2 separate regions of the Mus musculus genome follow, and region 1 is linked to region 2. A link is a loop called in an ENCODE intact Hi-C map of the cell type or tissue named here. Cell type or tissue: gastrocnemius. All regions are shown on one strand. Each heading gives the region's core, and the rest is flanking DNA. Links, peaks and the distances in the headings are about the cores only.

Region 1 (10,094 bases), core at 1,166-9,165, 69 kb after region 2:
TCAGGACCTTTGGAAGAGCAGTCAGTGCTCTTAACTGCTGAGCCATCTCTCCAGGGCTACAGTGTACTCTTATACATAAATAATTCTTTTAAAGAAAAAGTCATCTACAAGTTTTGACCTTACCAGCAATCTACCTTCATCTCATTTTGCCTCAGTCCCAGGGGCCTTAGTCACCTTTTGAACATATATATACACAAATATACTTTCTCCTGAAGTTGCTTCTCCCTTTCTCTGACTTTATAGCATGTACCACAGGTCAGTCAACTGGTCCTCTACTGCCACAACGAAACATCCACCATGTTAAAGATGCCCTTCCCTTTAAAAAAAAATGTTTATTTATGTATCTCTGAGGAGGTCTATGTGTGTACATGCATGTGACTGCAGATGTGTGAGGAGTCCAAATGTGTAGATGTGTGCCTGTAATCACAATACTGAGACAGTGAAAGCAAGAGACACACAGGAGGGGGGGTGGTTAGGGGGAGGAGAAGGGAAGAGGAAGGGAGGGGAGAAAGAATAAAGAGGGAGGGAGGGAGAGAGAGAGAGAAAGGAGAAAAGAATAAGTGATGGTTGTAGCTTGACTGAAACTGTGAACTTGGAGGTCGGAGCAATATAACTTTGCATCTGTTGTTAAACTAGCCAGATTTTATGATGTGGAAATAAGAAAGATAATTAGAAAAGTGCTCATGGAGTATGTCTTCAGTAACCACAAGTTTGACACTTAAGGTAGAGTCTCCTTATGAGTCTCCCTTCCTTCTTCCAGTTCACCCCGAGCATCTCATTGCCCCTGGGCAGCCAGAGGAAGCTTAGGGTGCTTCAACCCTTCCAGACTCCCGGGGCTCCCTCTATCTCTCTTAGATTACCACTCTACCCGGTCTCTCCCTAACAGATCCTGAACACTCCAGCTCAGCCTCACTTCCAAGCAGTTGCACACGGAGTCCCTATTCATCCAACGGCTTTCTATACTGTTTTCCAGAAGTGGGAAACCCTCGGCATTACGCGTAGTGGGGGCGTTGGGACCTTAAAACTGACGTGAATCTACGATTCCCAGTAGCAAGGCAAAACACCAGAGGACGTGAATATGAGCCTACCGTCTCGCTCGCTCGGAGACTCAATGCCCAGGGACTTCAAGCCTGCAAGGACTAGGAAATGGAAAGCATCGGCTACAAGTGCCGTCCTCCCCATTACCCTTCCTCTCCGGTCCCAAGGAGGCGTGTACTAAGTGAAAGGACTCGGCTTATAGATCCCACCCATTTGGCGAGCAAAATAAAGTCACGACTCCGTTGCGCACACAGCCTGAGAAAAAGCTTTTTTTTTTTTTTTTTTTTTTTTTTTTTTTTTTTTTTTGAGAAAAAGCTTTTCATCTGGGTTGTGATTGGCTCAGAGTCTAGAGAGCCTCACAGTCTTGTGGTAAATGTAGTTTCCACCCGGCATCTGGTGAGCGAGGAGCGAGCTTTTGTTCTCCGTGGCATTGACTTAGCGGCATTGTAGAGAACGTAGAGAATGGAGCTAGGCAGAGGTGTCATACACCTTTAATCTCGGTGAGTTCGAGGCCAGCCTGGTTCACAAAGCAAGTTCCAGAACAGCCAGGGCTACACAGAGAAACTGTATTGAGGAAAAACAAAACCGAAACAAACAAACAAAAAATATGGCATGGATATAAATTAACTTCCGTTTAGGACTCTCCTTTTAGAGATTCCCCGCAAGTACCAGTGCCCTGAGATCCTTTTTCTTTGTTTGTTTGGTTGGTTGTTTTTTTTTTTTTTGTTTTTTTTTTGTTGTTGTTGTTGTTTTTGTTTTTGTTTTTCGAGACAGGGTTTCTCTGTATAGCCCTGGCTGTCCTGGAACTCACTATGTAGACCAGTTTGGCCTCGAACTCAGAAATCCGCCTGCCTCTGCCTCCCGAGTGCTGGGATTAAAGGCATGCGTCACCACTGTTCGGTGAGATCCTTTCTTTAATGACATGGAGTGCCCTTCTAATTTAGCGGATTCTGACCCAAAGTTATTAGCATATTTGAAGAGCTTACTAGTACTTCAATTTCACCCGCGGGGCTCCTCTGCCACTTACTGAGTCTGAACTCCCCCTTGACTTGAGCACCCAGGCCTCGATGAGACTCCTGGGGATTCTGAGCTCACTTAGAAGCTGCTGTGATTTGTAGTCTGGTGGTGAATTTTCTGGGTGGCTTGATACTGACTGTGTATACCAGGATAGCTTAGAACTCACAGAGATCTATCTACCTGACCCTGTCTTCTGAGTAATGGGGTTAAAGGCATGAAGGCATGAGCCACCATGCCTGAGAAAAATAATATTAATTTTACATTTATTTGTATGTGCCTGCCATGAGATTTATGTGGAGGTCAAAGGACAACCACAGTAGCCAGTCCCAGGTACTGAGCTCTGATCACTGGGCTTGGTAGCAATCTCACCAGCAAGGGTACTGAGGGTTTAAACTCAGGTCTGTATACGTACACGCAAGCGCTCTTAACCCACTGAACCATCTTCCTAGCCTCGTAACCTTCCTTTTGAGAGATGATATAGCAGGGAGAGAAGTTTCAGAAAATAAGAAAGTCCAAGGTACCAGAAAAAACATACTAGGCAGGCATCCAAAAGAAAATAGACTAGGGGGGGGGGAGAGAGAAAAGGAAACGTTGTAACTTTCAGATACACTTTACTGACCCTGTGGTAGCTTGTGGAGATCATCTCTCTTGGCTTTCTTTCTTTCTTTCTTTCTTTCTTTCTTTCTTTCTTTCTTTCTGTCTGTCTGTCTGTCTGTCTGTCTGTCTGTCTGTCTTTCTCTCTCTCTCTCTCTCGCCCTTCCTTCCTTCCTTCCTTTCTCATATACCACTGAGCTACACCCCTAGCTAGCCCTCTATACTTCTTGAGACAAGATTTTACGGAGTTGCCTAGCTTGGCTTTGAACTTACTATGTAGCCGAGACTGTGAACTTGTAATCCTCCTGCCTCAGTCTCTGGAGAAGCTGGGCTTGCATGCCAATGTCACCACTAGACCTGCTGTGGCTATTTTGTTGCACTTGCTTTCCTATTTTAAAGGTTTGTATATAGCATGTGCCTGCATGAATTTATGAGCACCACCTGTATACAGGTGCCCTTGGAGGCCTGAAGGTATTGGATCCCTTGACACTAGAATTATAGGCAGTTGTGAGAAGGCTGGTGTGAATGAAACCTGGGTCTTCTGCAAGGTCAGTAAGTGTTGGGACATTTCTCCAGCCCCTAGTTTTGTTTTGTTTTGTTTTGTTTTGTTTGGCCTCATATTTAGCCCTGGCTGGCCTGGAAATCTTTTGTAGATCAGTCTGGCCTTGAACTCACAAAGACTATCAGCCTGTCCCTGGAGTATTGGGATTTAAGGCTCATACCACCTCAACCAGCCTTTTCTTTCCTTTAAAGAAATTTCTTTCTCTCGTGTGCGAACGAGTGTAGGTGCCTGTGTGCTGTGGCACTCAGTAGAAGGTAGAGGACAACTGGAATGAGTCCATTCTCTTCCATCTGGGGACGGAAACAGGGTGGCAGGCTTGGTGACAAGTGCCTTTAACTTGCTGGACCATCTTACTGGTCACTTTCTTCTCTTGGATTCAGGGCCCCATGTATTTATTCCAGGCTGCTTTTGAACTCACTGTACACTAAAAAATGACTTTGAATTAATTGTCCTTAGTCTTTCTGCAAAGTTCTGGGATTACAAGCATGTACTACCACACCTGGCTTCTTCTGGTGTGTGCGCGGAGACAGGGAGGTGGGGGGGACAGACTCACTCTATAGTCTAGGCTGGCCTTAAATTTGTGACAAATCTCCTGGTGTAGCTTTCTAAGTTCTGTAATCATTGTCTCTTGTCGCCCAGGCTGATCTCAAATTCACACTATAGCTACAGCTGCTCGTGAAAGAAGCTCTGGTCCTTCTGCCTCTGCCTCCTGAGTACTGGGATAGTAGCTGCTACCACAGCCAGCTCTCAACCCACGCTGTTTGAGAACCCACTGTACTTAGGGGCTGCATTAGCCCACCCTTAACAAGAGACCCAAGGAACTTCTATATAGAGACAAGCATACATAGAACTAAGGAACCCAACACAGGAGAAATGAGAATCCTGAAAGAAGATCCCTCACATGCTGCAGAATAGAGAAAAACCTTTTCCTGTCCTCCAATAACAGGGCCAGTCTTCACTGAGACTGCCCTGCCTTTCCAAAATCTCACATATCACTTAGATTGGCCCCAAGGAAATAAAGAATCAATATTGTGATGTGTGGAAAAGAGGGAAGAACAGGTGTCCTAAGGACAAGCAGCCAAGCATAGAAACTAGTTGATGTGCAAGGGTCTGAAATAAGAGCTCGCAACATTGACCTTCACTCTTTCCAAGACTGAGATAGGGGAATAGAAAGAGAGGCCGAAACCCAACTCTGTCTCTGCAGCTGGCCACACAGAGGGAAACTGCCTGAGCATGTTATCTCCGTATGTGATCGCGGTTGGTGTGGAAGTTGCTATGTAGTCTAGGATGGCCTTAAGTTTACAATGATCCTCCTGCCTCTCTCTCTTCTGAGTGCTGAGATTAAAGGTATGCGCCATCATGGATCTGATCTAAGGCTTTTCTGTCTATTTATTTCCCATGCGCATTGGCATTGGTGTTTTGCTTGCGTGTATGTCTGAAAGTGTTGGGTCCTCTGGAACTGGAATTACAGATAGTTGTGAGCTGCCTTGTGGTGATTTGAGCCCGGATCTGCTGGAAGAACAGTCAATGATCTTAACCGTTGAATTGCCCTGGAACTCTCTTTGTAGACCATGCTGGCCTTGAAATCAGAGATCTTGCCTCTGCCTCCCAAGTGCTGAGGCTACAGGTGTGTGCCACCACGCCCACTGCTGCCGTCTCTTTAGAAGGGATTCCCCATACGTTTTTTCTTTTGTGCTCCCAGCTTGTGTCGCCTGCCTCCCGAAATCTCCAAGTTTCCACTTCTGAATCTTCAGGTTTTGGTCCTGGGCCGCTTGCCCAGAGCGGGGACCTACCCAGGAGTCTCTGTTAGTGCTCAGGCCTGGCTGAAACCGGACGGTGGTGGTAAACTTCACTTTCCAGCTAAGGCTGGGAGGTAGGGAGAAAAGATGCTTTGGATACCCGCCATGGATACCAGGAAGGCACCCTCCTGTCATTCAGGCAAGTCAGCAGGAACTACGTTTACCCGAGCATCCGTGCTGTGCATTGGGCCAACGCGGATAGGAGAGGCGGGGCTTCCGGCGGTCTGGGTTGTCACTTTGCAGACTGGCTTAAGGCCACACGGGTGATCCCGATTGGTGCACGAAAGGCCTGGCCGACTCTGCAAATCTCGAGGAGGTTCTGGGGACCCAAGACTAGAGCAAATAAGGATAGTACTCGCAGTTGCCCGATTCTAACCTTGGCTCGGTACACGTCGGCACTGCAAGCCCGCAGCTCTGCCTCCAAGCCTCAGTATTCCCTGTTGGCTCATAGGCTGCAGCGGAGACCGTTAGGGTTGTGCCGAAGCCACGAACTCTCCATCCCCCAGCCGCAGCCCGCCAGGAGTCCTCTGGGCGTACAACGCCCTTTTCTGACCGGGAAACTGAGGCCCAGGCGGGCTGCGCGAGGCCGTGGGCGGGGACGGGCTATGCCCAGGTCTCTCGCCCGTCATGCCCCGCCCCCACTGCAGATTCCGGCGGCGGCAACCTGGCCGCTGACAAATCCACCGCGGGTGAGTGTAGGAATCTTTCCAAGGACCCACCAGGTGTCCTGGCTTGCCCTCTTACTGTACTGTGGGGAGGGACCCAGTTGCTTCCAACATCATAGTCCAGGTGAGTGAGGCGTGCGGGTGTGGAAGCCTCACTTGTGACAGCCAAGTGGGTAAGGTCTGGGGAAAAGTTAAAGGAAAGCACCCACATGTGCAAACGCCAAGGTGAGACTTTTATATTTTGAAGTCTCTCTCTCTCTCTCTCTCTCTCTCTCTCTCTCTCTCTCTCTCTCTCTCTCTCTCTCTCTCTCTCTCTCTCTCTCGCGCGGCTGGCCGCTAATTAGATATGCAGCCAAGAAATGGCCTTGCCCTTCTGGTCCCTCTGCTTCTGCTTCCATAGTGCTAGGTTTTCAGGCATGCTTGAGCACACACAGTTTATTCCGTACTGGGGATGGACCCCAAGACCTTGTGCATACCATGCAAACACTACAAACTTTCATCCCAGCCTGGTATTTAGCAATTTAGACGTGGAATAACCAAGGAAGGGAGGTCTTGTGTGTCTGAAACAGCAGGCAGAGGAATTGGGACTCTGTCCCAGAGGCATCGGAAGACAGAGTGCTTTAAACACAGACTGGACAGTTCCCAGTTAAGATTTTTAAGAGTGATTTTTAAAATTTTTATGTGTACTTTTGTGGGTCTATGCATATGAGTGTTGGTTCCCGGGGAACTTTGTTGTAGGCACTTGTGAGTCATCTAATGTGGACACTGGGAGCTGAATTCATGCCCTTTGAAAGAGCAGCACATACTCTTAACCGCTGAGCCATCTCTCTAGCCCCAGGCTTTGGGGTTTTGTTTTGAAAGACAATCTCACTGTGTAAATCTAGCTGGTCTGCAACTTGGTATGTAGGACCCTTGAGACAGGGTCCCACTATGTAACCATGGCTGTGCTGGAAATGTACAATTAGACCAGGCTGTTCTGGAACTCACAGAGATCCACTTGCTTCTGCCTCCCGAGTGTTGGAATGAAAGGCCTGTGCTACCACACCCAGACACCTAATTAAGATTTTAAAAGCATCTTCTCTTTTTCTGAGCGTAGAACAGACGTGGTGGAATAATATGTATAATAATTCATATTATTATGTAGAACAGAGGCTAGTAGCCCTTGGTCTATGTGAATGATGGTGGTCCCTGCATGAGATTAGTCATGGTAGTGGTTAAGGTGGCTGAATTATGAGTAGATCTGCTGATGCATCAGTGTTGTGTGAAGAACTCTATTGGTCAGCCTGAGCACCTGGGAGGATGGAACTACTGTAGACACAGGAAAGACCAGGCATGTGTGATGTCCCAGAGTGGACTGATTTGATGGGCCTGAAGTGATAGATGTCCAGTTAATTAATCCTAGCGTCTTGAGCCGGGACCTGAGAATTAAAGAAGTATAGTATACTGGCTGGTTGCTGGTTTTGTGTGTCAACTTGACACAAGATAGAGTCATTAGAGAGGAAGGAGCTTCAGTTGAGAAAATGCCTCCATGAGATTGAACTATAAGGCATTTTCTTAATTAGTGATCAATGTGGGGAGGCCCAGTCCAGGGTGGGTGGTGTCATCCCTGATCTGGTGGTCCCGGGTTCTACAAAAAAAAAAAAAAAAAAGCAAGCTGAGCAAGCCATGGGAAACAAGCCAGTAAGCAGCATCCCTCTATGGCCTCAGCATCAGATCCTGCCCAGTTGGCGTTGCTGTCTCGACTTCCTCCAGTGATGGACTGTGATCTGGAAGTGTAAGCTGAATAAACCCTTTCCTCCCAAGTTTCTTTTTGGTCATCAATACTAAGACAGATAGCTTCACAGAGTTGACTAGGGCTGGTTGCTTAGGATTTGAGAACAGGGAGGAAAGGCTTGTGGTGCCTATGGCTGTGAGGGGAAGAGTCCAACAGGTGGCTGAGCAAGGGTATGAGTTGTAAAAGCAGAAAGGAAATGGAGCATTGGTATAGAGGCAAGAAGGATTGACTTTCTGTATGTCTACCAGGTTGATGAGGCCAGTCCCACCTCAGACCTCTGACACCCCAATACCCATAGCAGTAACTGAGATTGTCTACTTACTCCAAAGGGCCTTTTTTTTTTTTTAATTTTTTTTTTTTTTTTTTTGGTTTTTTGAGACAGGGTTTCTCTCTGTAGCCCTGGCTGTCCTGGAGCTCACTTTGTAGACCAGGCTGGCCTCGAACTCAGAAATCCGCCTGCCTCTACCTCCTGAGTGCTGGGATTAAAGACGTGCACCACCACGCCCAGCTCCATTTTTTTTTTTTTTTTAAATTGGTGTTTGACTGGATTTCTCTACATAGCTGTGGCTGTCCTAGAACTCGCTATGTAGACCAAGCTGGTCCCAAACTCACAGACATATACCCGCCTCTCAACCAGTCTACAGGGAAGGAAGATAAATGTCTGAGAAGCATCTCCATTAATAGGGAACAGGTTCCTACCTCACTCAGCCATCGCATAGACACTATCTTATTCTTACTGTTGTAGAGATGGATGGCCTTTGAGGACGTGGCTGTGTACTTCTCCCAGGAGGAGTGGATGTTCCTGAATGCCGCCCAGAGGGCCTTGTACCGCCATGTAATGCTGGAAAACTTCGCACTTGTAGACTCCATAGGTAAAGGCCTGAGTTGAGTCCTTCATTGGAAGCAAAGCTGGGACCAGGTATGGCAGGCAGCTAAGCACACCAGGTTCAGGAGCTATTACAAGTGTCCACTCTCTCCCTAACTGTTTATGAGTATGACCCTCTATCTATAGGGATGTGAGAGGAAGGGCGGTGCCCTGGACACATATAGTCTGATAAACATAACCATTTCCTGTATCCCTGGGGTGCTGGCTGTCTACATTCTTCTGTGCCTGAGTTCTAGCACCTTCCTTTGGAGTGGCTGATCTAGTAGTTCCTTATGGGAACCCTTGAGCCGGGCCTGCAGTCCTCCTGTATCCTGTGGGGTTTTGGGTGCAATTGCATGGTTGACATCCATATCCCACACCCTGCTCTCTATTGGGGCTGGACTGTCTTGAGCTGGGGCTGGCCTCACATGCTCCTTATTCCTTCCTAGGACCTTCTGTCTCCCGGCCTCGTGTGATCATCCAACTCCAGCGTGGTGAGGAACCCTGGGTTCCCAACAGGACAAATAGAGGCCCAGGCAGGGGTGCCCACAGGAGATCCAGCCTTGGTGAGTTGGGCTTCACCTAGGGTGTATTCAGGGGCAAGGGCTACTACATTCTCTACTTCTTGGTATTACAGACACCCTCTTTTCCTGTCTAGAGATAGCTCCCTTCCCTTTTTGAATCTTTTTCCTCATCTTGTGACCTTTCCTGCCCCTGAAGGGCCCAGATGCTGTGTCCATGCAGGAAATTACTCCCTTTGAGCCACACATACATACATACCCATCGGCTGTGCTGTGTGGCTTCACTTTCCCCATTGAACTGTCACATTTGTAGGGTCATTCTTTCTCCCCAACTGTTGTTTGAACACTTCTCCTGGCCGGGCTCTTTCTGGCACTGTGCATAGCATTGGCCAGGACACTGCTGAGTGTTGTAGAGAGAATGCCCAGGAAAAGCAGTCTGCAACAGGATTGATAGTGCATAGACTCAAGGAATGAACACAAAGAGAAAGCAGGCTAGGGAGCGAGGCTTGAGAGAAAGGTCCCAGGTCAGCCAGTGCACAGTTGTGACCATAGAGGTCACAGTTGTTAGGACAGACTCTTCTCTGCCAACTTCTCCCAGGGCCAACCTACACTTCTGGTTTTCTGGTTTTGGGGTTTTGTTTTGGTTTGGTTTGGTTTGGTTTTTTCTAGTCAGTGTTTCTCTGTGTAGCACTAGCACTGCTCAGCTTCTTCAATAAGTTTGTTTTTTTTTTTTTTTCAGACAGGGTCCTAGCAGTAACTATCTTTTCTCTGCCTTCAGGATCCAATTATAGTACAAGAGAAAGACATGTGTCTAGAACACCTCCAGGGGCCACCTGTGACAGGCCTGATAGGATACCTACTAGTATCCTTCCTCCTGCTGGTGCCTACCCTGATGCAAAAATTCTGGAGGGACACCAAAGTGCCTGCCCATCTCTACAGAAAAAACCCACAGGGGTATCAGTGATTTACTGGGAGCAACTCCTGCTAGGTTCCAGCAGCAGTGAAGCAACTGTCAGCTTGCGATTGACTTCTCCAGTAGGGGTTCCTGAAAATGGTTCATCTAGAGGGAAGGCCTTCTCTGACTTTCTGGCCCCAGGGAAGCAGCCACGGGTAGCAGAGCAGCGAAAGCCAGAGATGCAGCTAACCCCTGGGAGAACTTTCCAAAGCATTCCAGATCTCCATGGGGCAGAGGAGGGACGTGGGATGAGTGAGGCTTGGCATGAGTCTCAGGGAGACCCCAATGTTACAGAGGCCCGGAT
Region 2 (10,094 bases), core at 1,272-9,271:
TTGAGATATCTTCTCCATTATCCCACAGTGAGTTTACCAGGAATAAAGTCTCTGCACTGGCATAGTGTGGAAATAACATATGACCCTTGTTGTGTGTAATTTAAAAAAAAACAAGCTTCCACCTTTGCCCAGAACTGTGGCGCTCAATCCTGGTTTAGCTCCAAGATCGGCTGCCACCAGTCCCACTCCCAAGTTGTCTGTTCCTCCTGGCTTAACTGAGCCAACAGCCAGCTATTGCCTTCCCCGAGTTCTTTGTAAAGGATAGTTAATTTATGGTGTATTATGTCAATGTGCTATCTTACCATGTCCATGTGGACCTATTTTTACCAGGAGATCATGGTCTGAAACTTTAAGACTGGTTCAAGGATACTGCTGTCTAAAAAAACACCATAAGGGACTTTATCATGCCAAATTGATTTTGCAGAATAGTGATGAATTCTTATGAAAGTTTGAACAAATCAAAATGCTATTGTATTGTGGAAACTGTCTAAATTCCTAATGTCCACAAAGTACTATGTGTTTCTATGTGAATTCAAGTCAGAAACCCAGTTTATGTATCACACAGGTTAAGTCACATGTAGCTCAGTTCTGCACTTGACAGTCATTGCAGCATGCTTATCTCCTGTCCTCATTTCAGTACATCATCTGACAGAGAAGGACCCACAGAATTCTACAACATCCTCTAAAGGAGTCACAGCGCCTATGAAAACCACTATCTTGAAATATCCAAGGTTGTTAGAGGTAATTTGACCTCAGAGGACATTTGGTAATATGTGGAGTCATTTTTGTCCCTGCAACTTAAAAGATGTTACTGCTATCTGGGTGGAGGCCCTGGATACTGCTCAACATACTTAAGTGTCCAGAGCAGCTCTTCCAAGAATTTTCTAGCCCCAAATATCAATAGTATTAACATGGAGAAGCCCTGATACAAACTCAACCCAGAAGGTTGAGTAATAAAACACTAGGCTGGCATGTAAAAGGCCCTAAATTCAGTCCCCAGTACAAAAGATACAATAACTCACCTTTTCTAAACTGTAAATTGATTAAACAATGCTGTATTTGAGTTGTTCTTAACAAATAGAGTCATATATATATATATATATATATATATATATATATATATATATTAGTGTTAAGTAAATTACTGATTTGCAATATTTATATTCAGGGTGAATAATTCCTTTATCTTTCTGTAAATCTTTTATCACTTAACAATGAACATTCTAAAAGACAAATGATATATTTTCACTGGGTCTCCTACCAGTATTGTTTTCACATCCACCCCAGAAAACCATCTTGTTCATCTCTCTGAATATATTTGTAAAAGGCTAAGACTTTAAGGATATATAGCTGCAACCACACTGACCCACGGGGACAAAGCCTTTTGCATAATCACACTAAGTCCATCATTTTGGGGTTTTGTCACATGGGTTTTTGAGCAGTGCTTCTGGGCCAGAATTTGAATGAAAGCAGTGACTGGGGTTATTGATTGTACTCCTCTCAACCAGAGCAGAAGATCTTTAGGGAGAAGTTACTCTTTTACATCTCCAGGGAAAAGATTACTAATATCTAACGGACACCATCAAATATCCAGCATCCACATGTTCCTGGTTGCTTCATAAAACTTCATATTTGTTTTAATCTTTCCGTAACTTATACAAGATCTACACGGTGTGTTTGGTTTCTTTCTTAAATCTTTTAGTTCTGCTGTTTCTTCATCTATTGTTTGTTACTTAAATAACTTTGATATGGTGAACTGATTTCCGGTTTGGTATCAAGTCACTGAACTGTGCTAAGGGGGTGCCCCTTAAGATCACATGACTCAACCAATTTAAAAAGGAAAAGAAAGTCATTTAGAAAAAAAAGTGCTTGCAATATACTAAAACCTAATTTAAAAAGAAAAAAAAAGTCATTTAGAAAAAAAAAGTGGGGGGCTGGCGAGATGGCTCAGTGGTTAAGAGCACTGACTGTTCTTCCAAATGTCCTGAGTTCAAATCCCAGCAACCACATGGTGGCTCACAACCATCTGTAATGAGATATGCCCTCTTCTGGTGCATCTGAAGACAGCTACAGTGTACTTATGTATAATAATACATCTTTTAAAAAAAAAGAAAGAAGAAAGAAGGAAAGAAAGAAAGAAAGGTGCTTGCAATATATTAAAAACCTAATTTAAAAAGAAACAAAAAGTCATTTAGAAGATCACATGACTCCCATTGTTCTCAAAGCTCCTCCCCCATGCTCCATGTTCTATGAGGTTGCTGCAGGAAGACTATTGGAAAGCCTTCCTGTCAGCCCTTTTGTTGTTGTTGATGTTTTGTTTTGTTTTGTTTTGTTCGAGACAGGGTTTCTCTGTGTAGCTCTGGCTGTCCTGGAACTCACTCTGTAGACCAGGCTGGTCTCAAACTCAGAAATCCACCTGCCTCTGCCTCCCAAGTGCTGAGATTAAAGGCGTGTGCCACCACTGCCCAGCTCTCCTGTCAGCTCTTAATGCAAATAAATAAATAAATTTTAAAAGCTTTATACAAAACAAGATACTTTTTTTTAATTTACACTATGGTATCTTTCTTTTTTTAACATTTAGTTAGTTAGTTAGTTAGTTAGTTAGTTAGTTGAAATATTTATTATTTATATGTAAGTACACTGAAGCTATCTTCAGACACACCAGTAGAGGGCATCAGATGTCATTACAGATGGTTATGAGCCACCATGTGGTTGCTGCGATTTGAACCCAGGACCTTCAGAAGAACAGTCAGTGCTCTTAACCACTGAGCCATCTCTCCAGCCCAAGATACTCTTTTTTTAAGGTTCATTTACTTTATGTTTATGAGTGTTATTTCTGCATATAGAGCAGCATACCAGAAGAGGGCATCTGATCCCATTATAGATGGTTGTGAGCCACCATTTGGTTGCCGGGAATCAAACTCAGGACCTCTGGAGAAACAGACAGTACTCTTAACCACTGAGCCATCTCTCCACTCACCAACCCCCCCCCCCCCCAGCAAGATATCCTAACGACCATTCTCATATTTACAGGGAACTTCACCCTTATCTAATTGTTTTCCTCCACATGTTCTCTTAAGAAAAAAGAAGGCAGGTAGGGGGAAGGAGGTTCCCAACCTGTGTCCATGCAGTTCCTGACAAAAAGAACATTTATTGTTATCTCTGGTTTCTCATAGAGCCAGGAAACCAACTTAACCTAAAAAGAAACTAACTATGAAATATGCACAGCTCAGCTGTAGTCACATGCTTGTGCCCCAGGAGCATGGAATCAACTGATTTAGTTGTACAGAACAGTTGCCTGTCAGGTGCCTACCTTGAACAGTCATCCTAACAACAGCAGTTCTTGCCACTTTGAGGGAACAGTCCAGCATCAGGACTGCTGCCATCACAGCTCCTTACCTTTGCTCTCTTCTAAGAACCTGAAATCTGATGGGGTCTCCTTTGGAGTACACCTGGCTCCCAGGATACTTTGGATCAGCATTTTTGTTTTTCTTTTTTGATCTCCAGGGTGCTCACAAGACACTGTTGGTGTCCAGAATTTGCTTCTCTGCACTCACATTTCCCTCTGAGGTCGGCCTTTCATTTCCTTTGCCAAGCCTGACTTTTCATAATAACTCAGCTGTTATATCTTCTCTGGGAGCTTTTCATTCACAAAGCTAAGAAAAGGTGCATCAGCTGGCTGACTTTGTGGTAGTTCTATGAAGTAGTAGCATTTCTAGATGAGCCAGGAAGTGTGACACAGGCCTTTAATCCCAGCACTCAGGAAGCAGGGACAGGGGCAGGGGCAGCAAATCTCTTAAGTATGAGGCCAGCCTGTTCCAAGATATCCAGGATTACACAGAGAAACCCTGTGTCAAAGTCACATAGACAGATAGATAGATAGATAGATAGATAGATAGATAGATAGATAGATAGATAGATAGATAGATAGATAGCATGTGCAACCATATTCTAAATGAAAAAAAAGTAGGCCCAGAGCAAATATTACTAATTACCAGCATAAAGGTAATTATGTATGTTATATTCAAAAGTAATATAAAGTCAGACTTTCATATGAGCACCCAGTTTACAGTAGCTAAGATTTCAGTGACTCTGGGCTGGAAAGATGGCTCAGCAGTTAAGAGCACTGACTACTCTTCCTAAGGACCTGAGTTTAAAACCCAGCAACCACATGGTGGCTCACAACCATCCTTAATGAGATCTGATGCCCTCTTCTGGTGTGTCTAAAGACATCTACAGTGTACTTACATATAACAAATAAATAAATCTAAAAAATATATATTCAGTGACTCACTTATGTTGGAGGTGCTGCTGTGGGGTTTTGCCTTTTTCTCATGGTCCTGAGCAAACTGCTAAAGCCTCAGTCATTGTGCCTGTAATCAATACTGGGAGAAACAGGAAAGTAGGCAAGCCAATATTCACCTTTCTCATATGTCAAAGAAGGGCCTTCCCAGAAACCTCTGTCATATACCCACATAATTTGTTGGCCAAAAATGAGTCACAGGGCCATCTGTCATAAGAGGTTTGGAGTGGTAGTGTTCAGCATTCCTAACCTCTGGTGGCTGCAGGGAAGGTTGAAAAGGGCTCTGTCCCTTTTCTCTTCCAGTCTCTGGAGTCACCTGTATTCCACATTTCCACAGTGCCAACGTTCACCTCAGGCCTCTCCCCTGCTGCTTCACAGAATCAGTTGTGTCCACAACTGGGTGCTGCCATTCCTCAACGACCCTTCTGCCTTCCCCCAGCTTGCAAACAAGGTGGGGAAGGAGGGATGAGTACAGAGCAAATTCATGTACTAGGAGCCTGCTCAATACCCTTGCCTCCGTTGGAAGTAGCGAAACATTGTTTTCTCACCTGAGAGTCTCTGTGAGGAACTGAATTTGGCCGAGATTGCTGTACTGCCAATTTTCTCCTCAAAGCACTGATCACCTTACATCTTTCTGTTGCACAGTTCCCTCAATACACGCATCCTGTGGCTGCTCTCTATGAAGTTTGCTAGTATGGCTGTTAAAAAGACTGTTACTCGTGCACCATTCACTTTGTATGGAGCTCAAAGACAGACAAACTTGTAGACAATTTAGCAAATCCCAACAGTAAAGGCCTCCTAGTCAGGCACCTTGTCTAAAAGTCTGGAAGCTGTCTGTGATGTTTAAATGGCCTGCAGACACACACATACACACTCCACCCCCAGCTGTCTCGTGTAGTTAGTGTTAGTTAGCTAAGACTGGCTACATTCAAATAAAATGACAAAGGTTTCGGAAGGATTGTGGAAGGATTGTAGTTTAGGGCTTGAGGTTGCACTTAATGTGAGTAAAGGTCCAGGTTCCCCAGAACCAAAAAAATTAAGCAAAATATGGCTGGCAAGAAAGAAAAGTGGGTAAAAGTACTTGCTGCCAAAACTGAGTTTGACCTGCAGAACTCACTTGGTAAAAGGAAAGAACAGGGTTCCAAAAGTTGTCTCCTAACCTCTTCACGTGCATTGTGGTACGTACCCCACAACACACATAAACACACATGAACAAACACACACACCAAATAAATGTGATTTTAATATATATATATGTGTGTGTGTGTATACATATATACATATACATATACATATACATATACATATACATATACATATACATATACATATACATATACATATACATATACATATACATATACATATACATATACATATAACCTATGTGGGTATTTTGCCTGCTTGTATATCTGTGTAGCATTTGTGTGCCTGGTGCCTATGAAGGCCAAAAGAGGGTACCAAAACTCCTGGGACTGGAGTTAGACGGTTGTGAGCCATCAGAGGATGGACCTCACTCACTTGCACCGTGCATGCTCCAACTTCCCACACATCCCACAACTTCTACTCAGAAACACCAGCCTAGAGTCACCATCCTTCCCAACCCAACCCCCGGCAGGCATTCAGAACTACAACTCCCACAGGGCCGAAAGAATTAGCGCTGTGCTTTCTGGAACTTGTAGTCCAGGTGACGTGCTGTGTGGCCATTCGCCTGTACTAGGCACTTTGGGACTTGTGGTCCCTGGGCACGAAGGCGCATGTGTGTGCGTCACCAGGACGCCTTTGGAAGTGTCCGCTGGGAGTTCTGGAGACCCGGTGAGCGCGGGAACCCTGGCATGGAGGGGTGAGGGCTGCGAACGCCCACGGCAAACCTAACGGCCTGTGAGTACAGGACAGAGTGTGTCACGGCTGATGGAGTGTAAGTCTGACAAACCAAAAGCGGGACTGGCCGACCGGTTGTATGTGTCCGACAGGTTGTGCTACGTCTGATGCGTCGTGGCCTTGGATATCTCGTCGAGTGACTGATGAAGCCACCGACAGAAATAGCTTTTCGATGGACTTTAAGATGGGTTTGTAGCCAGGCGTGGTAGCGCAAGCCTTTAATCCCAGCACTCGGAGGCAGAGGCAGGCGGATTTCTGAGTTCGAGGCCAGCCTGGTCTACAAAGTGAGTTCCAGGACAGCTAGGGCTACACAGAGAAACCCTGTCTCGAAAAACCAAAAAATAAAAATAAAATAAAATAAAAAATAAATTTAAAAAAGATGAGTTTGTAACGAGTTCAGCCATGAGTGAAATCCTCTGTGTCTGGTTGAGATGCTGACTAACATGGTCTTCCTGCCTCTGCCTCCCAAGCCACCACGCCAAACATTTCAGCTGCTTTATTTACTTATTTTTATTTTATATGCATTGGAATTTTGCCTGCAAGTATGTGTGTGAGGGTGCCAGATCTTGGAATTACAAACAGTTGTGAGCTGCAATGTGGGTGCTGGGAATTGAACCTGGGTCCTGTGGAAGAGCAGCCAATGAATGCTCTTAACCACCCACTGAGCCACCTCTTCAGCCCCTTGAGCTGCTTTAATTCCACCATAAAATGTATATTAATTGAGCCAGCCATGGTGGCACATGTTCTTTTCGAAGCCAGCCTCATCTATGTATCAAGTTCCAGGCCATCCAGGACTTTATAGTAAACCCCTGTATCCTGGTTGGGTTGGGTTGGGTTGGTTGGGTTGGTTGTATACAACTTGATGAAAGCTAGCGTTATCTGAGAAGAGGAACCTCCATTGAGAAAAGGCCTCCAAGAGATGACTTGTAGGCAAGTCTATAGGGGCATTTTCTTGATTAATTATTGACGTGGGAGGACCCAGTCCAGGTGCCACCCCTGAGTAGGTGATCCTGGGTTATATAAGAAAACAGACTGAGCAAGCCTTGGGAAGCAAGCATTCCACCACAACCTCTGCTTCAGTTTTTGCAACCAGGTTCCTACCTTGAGTTTAACCTGACTTCCTTCAAAACTGGTAATTTGTGAGGAAAATAAGCCCTTTCCTCCCCAACTTGCTTTTGACCAATGTTTTATCACTGCAAGAGAAGGTGCAAACTAAGACAACCCTGTCTCAAAATATACACACACACACACATCACACATGCATATATAATAGATGTGTGTTTACTATGTAGTAATTTATATTAATATATATATTTATTTGCTGGTTTTAGCTTGACTAATTTTTTAAAAATTTTTTCTGGACTATTAGTTTGTACTTGGGATTTACTACAATATCAGATACAATATGGCATTTCTGGGGTATACTTAAGTGTTCTGGTGACTAAGGGAGGTCCTGCTGCTATGCTATATAATAGGAACAGAGTGATGAAGTCCTGCACTGTAAGTACCAAGTCTCTGAAGGAAGTGCTGTCCCTTTCCAGATGTTAGTAGCTTCCCTATCTAGAAATGGGGATTGATTCCGAAGCAAACTAAAATTGAAGTCAGCAGGCAAGAGGAATGTAAGTTCTATTATGTAAGGAGAGCTAGTCTTAAAATGAAGTGTAATATTGAGCCAAAACACATGACCATTTTAAAGCTCTTCCTATATTATATATGTGTGTACATGTGTGCACACACAGAGAAGCCATGGCCCATGTGTAACAAAGATCAGGAGACAAGTTAAAGCAGTTGGTTCTGTCCTTTTACCATACGGGTCTTAGGGGTTGGAGATAGGTTGTCAGGCTTGGCGGCAAGCACCTTTACTTGCCAAGCCATCTCCCCAACCCATACTGTGTTTTTTGTAAAGGGCATTTTAGCTGACTGTCACCTACTAGGAATGTGTGAAGTGGGTTCTTACCAGCCCCAAGCAGCACTCGTTGTTTACTGTTCTTCTGCGGTTTGGAAAGGCTGAACGTCATCCCCCATAAAGAAAGACTGGAGGGCATCATTTGTGAGGTCCAAGACCAGCTCTCCACCTGCTGACAGAAAATAACCCTAGAGGTTAATGCAGTTCCCCAGCTTTTTTTTTTTCTTAGATTTATTTATTTATTGTATGTAAGTACACTGTAGCTGTCCTCAGATACTCCAGAAGAGGGCATCAGATTTCATTACGGATAGTTGTGAGCCACCATGTGGTTGCTGGGATTTGAACTTGGGACCTTTGGAAGAACAGTTGGCGCTCTTAACCACTGAGCCATCTCGCCAGCCCCCTCCCCAGCTTTTAATATGGAAACAGTAATACTGTCTCATAGAGGATCATGTGTTAACAGACACAAGAGGCTAGGGTCACCTAGCATATAGTTAGTTCCCAGGGCCTGTCCTTATTTTCTCCTATTCCTGTCCCACGTTGTAACGTACTTGTTCTTTTATCAGCCTGTCCATATCAGTCTAGTAAAGGCATTGAACACGGGTCCCATGTCTTCCTCATCTTGGCATCCTTAGCAGAGCTGGGTACCAAGAAGATACTCAATGAAGATTCATTAAGCAAAACTTGCGTTTACATATGTGTAGACAATAAGGTAACTGAAGCCCCTTTACCTGCTTAGTACATCTCTCTGCCCCCTCCTTTTTGTGGGACAAGCAGTGGCTTGCTAGGTAGCTCACAGTCTTCAAATCCTCCTGCTTCATCCTCCCATGTGTGATTATCTTGCCCTTGGTCCCTTATCCTCTTCCCCCTCTCCACATTCACCTCCCCCTTCTCCACGTGCACATGACCGGCCTCTCTCCCTCCCTCCCTCCCTCTCCCCCCCTCTGCTTTCTTCTTAACTCCCCTCCCCATGCCATAAATAAACTCTATTCTATAAAAAAAAAAAAGAGCCCCTGCAGTGAGGGCAGATGGATAATAAACAAGCAATCATATAATTGTGCCATATGTCAGGTGGTAAAGAGCAATAAGAAATAAAGCAGAGTAGAGGGCAGAATCTCTGCAGAGTTATCTTTTTGTATAGAGGCCTATTTATGTATTGTTGAGAAAGAAAAGTCTTGCTCTGTAGCCCAGGATGGCCTTGAACTTTCAGTCTTCCTGACTTAGCCTGCTGAGTTGTGAGATTATAGCTATGTGTCCCTATTAGAAAGAACCACAACAGAAATTAGAAAATATTTTAAACTAAATGAAAATGAAGTTGGGTATATATAATAGTACATGCTTATAATCCCAGTACCCAGGAGGCTGTAGCAGAATTTCCATAAGGCCATCATGGTCTATATAAAAGGTCCTGACTCAAAAAACTAATATAAAAATGTAGATAGAACTTATCAAAATTATGACATACAACTAGAGCTTTTGGAATAAAATGTATAGCTTTAAACACATGCACTTTATTTTAGACTTTTATATTTATTATGTATACACACACATACACACACACACCACAGCATAACATCTTAAAGAGTCAATCTTCTCCTTCCACTCTGCGGGTCCTAGGTATGAAACGTTTGTCATAAGACTTGGTGGCAAGTGCCTTACATGATAAACCATCTTGCTGGCCCAAATACATACATTTGTAAAGAAGCAAGGTAGTCAGGCATGGTGGGGCATGCACTGGGGATGAAGGGGAAGGACAGTGAACTGGAAGCCATGCTAGCTACATAGCAACACACACAGACACACATATACACACACCTACACACACCTAACAGAATAAATCACCGTGGGATTACCAGGTCGAAAGATAAGAAAATAGGAACTGTATAAGTGACAGGAGACATGGCTTTGTGGCTTTGTGGCTAGCTGTGGGCTGGCTTGCGTTTGCAGCTCACTCGCCTGCTGATCCTTCCCTAGCTGGGAGACTTGGAGAGGATCCTTTCATTC

What was found. A loop is a pair of places that touch in the nucleus more often than their neighbours do. Peaks named below come from ENCODE experiments on the same cell type or tissue, not always from the same donor. Only the 100,000 strongest peaks of a DNase experiment are listed, where the experiment ranks them.
Region 1: it touches region 2 in a loop (8-fold over the local background); 1 of 42 quality-filtered maps calls a loop at or near these places.

The regions. Positions count from the first base shown.
Region 1 is chr7:12,960,601-12,970,694 of GRCm38, forward strand. It overlaps Zfp324 (zinc finger protein 324), which reads left to right and starts at 5,238. Exons shown (of 4, transcript NM_178732.4): 1 at 5,238-5,699; 2 at 8,195-8,321; 3 at 8,764-8,880; 4 at 9,614-10,094. The coding sequence starts at 5,616. 1810019N24Rik (RIKEN cDNA 1810019N24 gene) reads right to left here and starts at 1,217. Exons shown (of 2, transcript NR_166501.1): 1 at 1,089-1,217. Gm29638 (a long non-coding RNA gene) reads left to right here. Exons shown (of 2, transcript XR_391162.4): 2 at 887-1,287. In gastrocnemius, for the core only: no CTCF peak of the experiment used is centred there; DNase peaks (open chromatin) are centred at 1,249, 1,404, 5,225, 5,683 and 1 more place; H3K4me3 peaks cover 2,848 bases; H3K27ac peaks cover 2,781 bases.
Region 2 is chr7:12,891,760-12,901,853 of GRCm38, forward strand. It overlaps Zfp128 (zinc finger protein 128), which reads left to right. Exons shown (of 4, transcript NM_153802.4): 4 at 1-1,663. Zscan22 (zinc finger and SCAN domain containing 22) reads left to right here and starts at 6,050. Exons shown (of 3, transcript NM_001290436.1): 1 at 6,050-6,221. In gastrocnemius, for the core only: no CTCF peak of the experiment used is centred there; a DNase peak (open chromatin) is centred at 6,021; H3K4me3 peaks cover 1,297 bases; H3K27ac peaks cover 657 bases.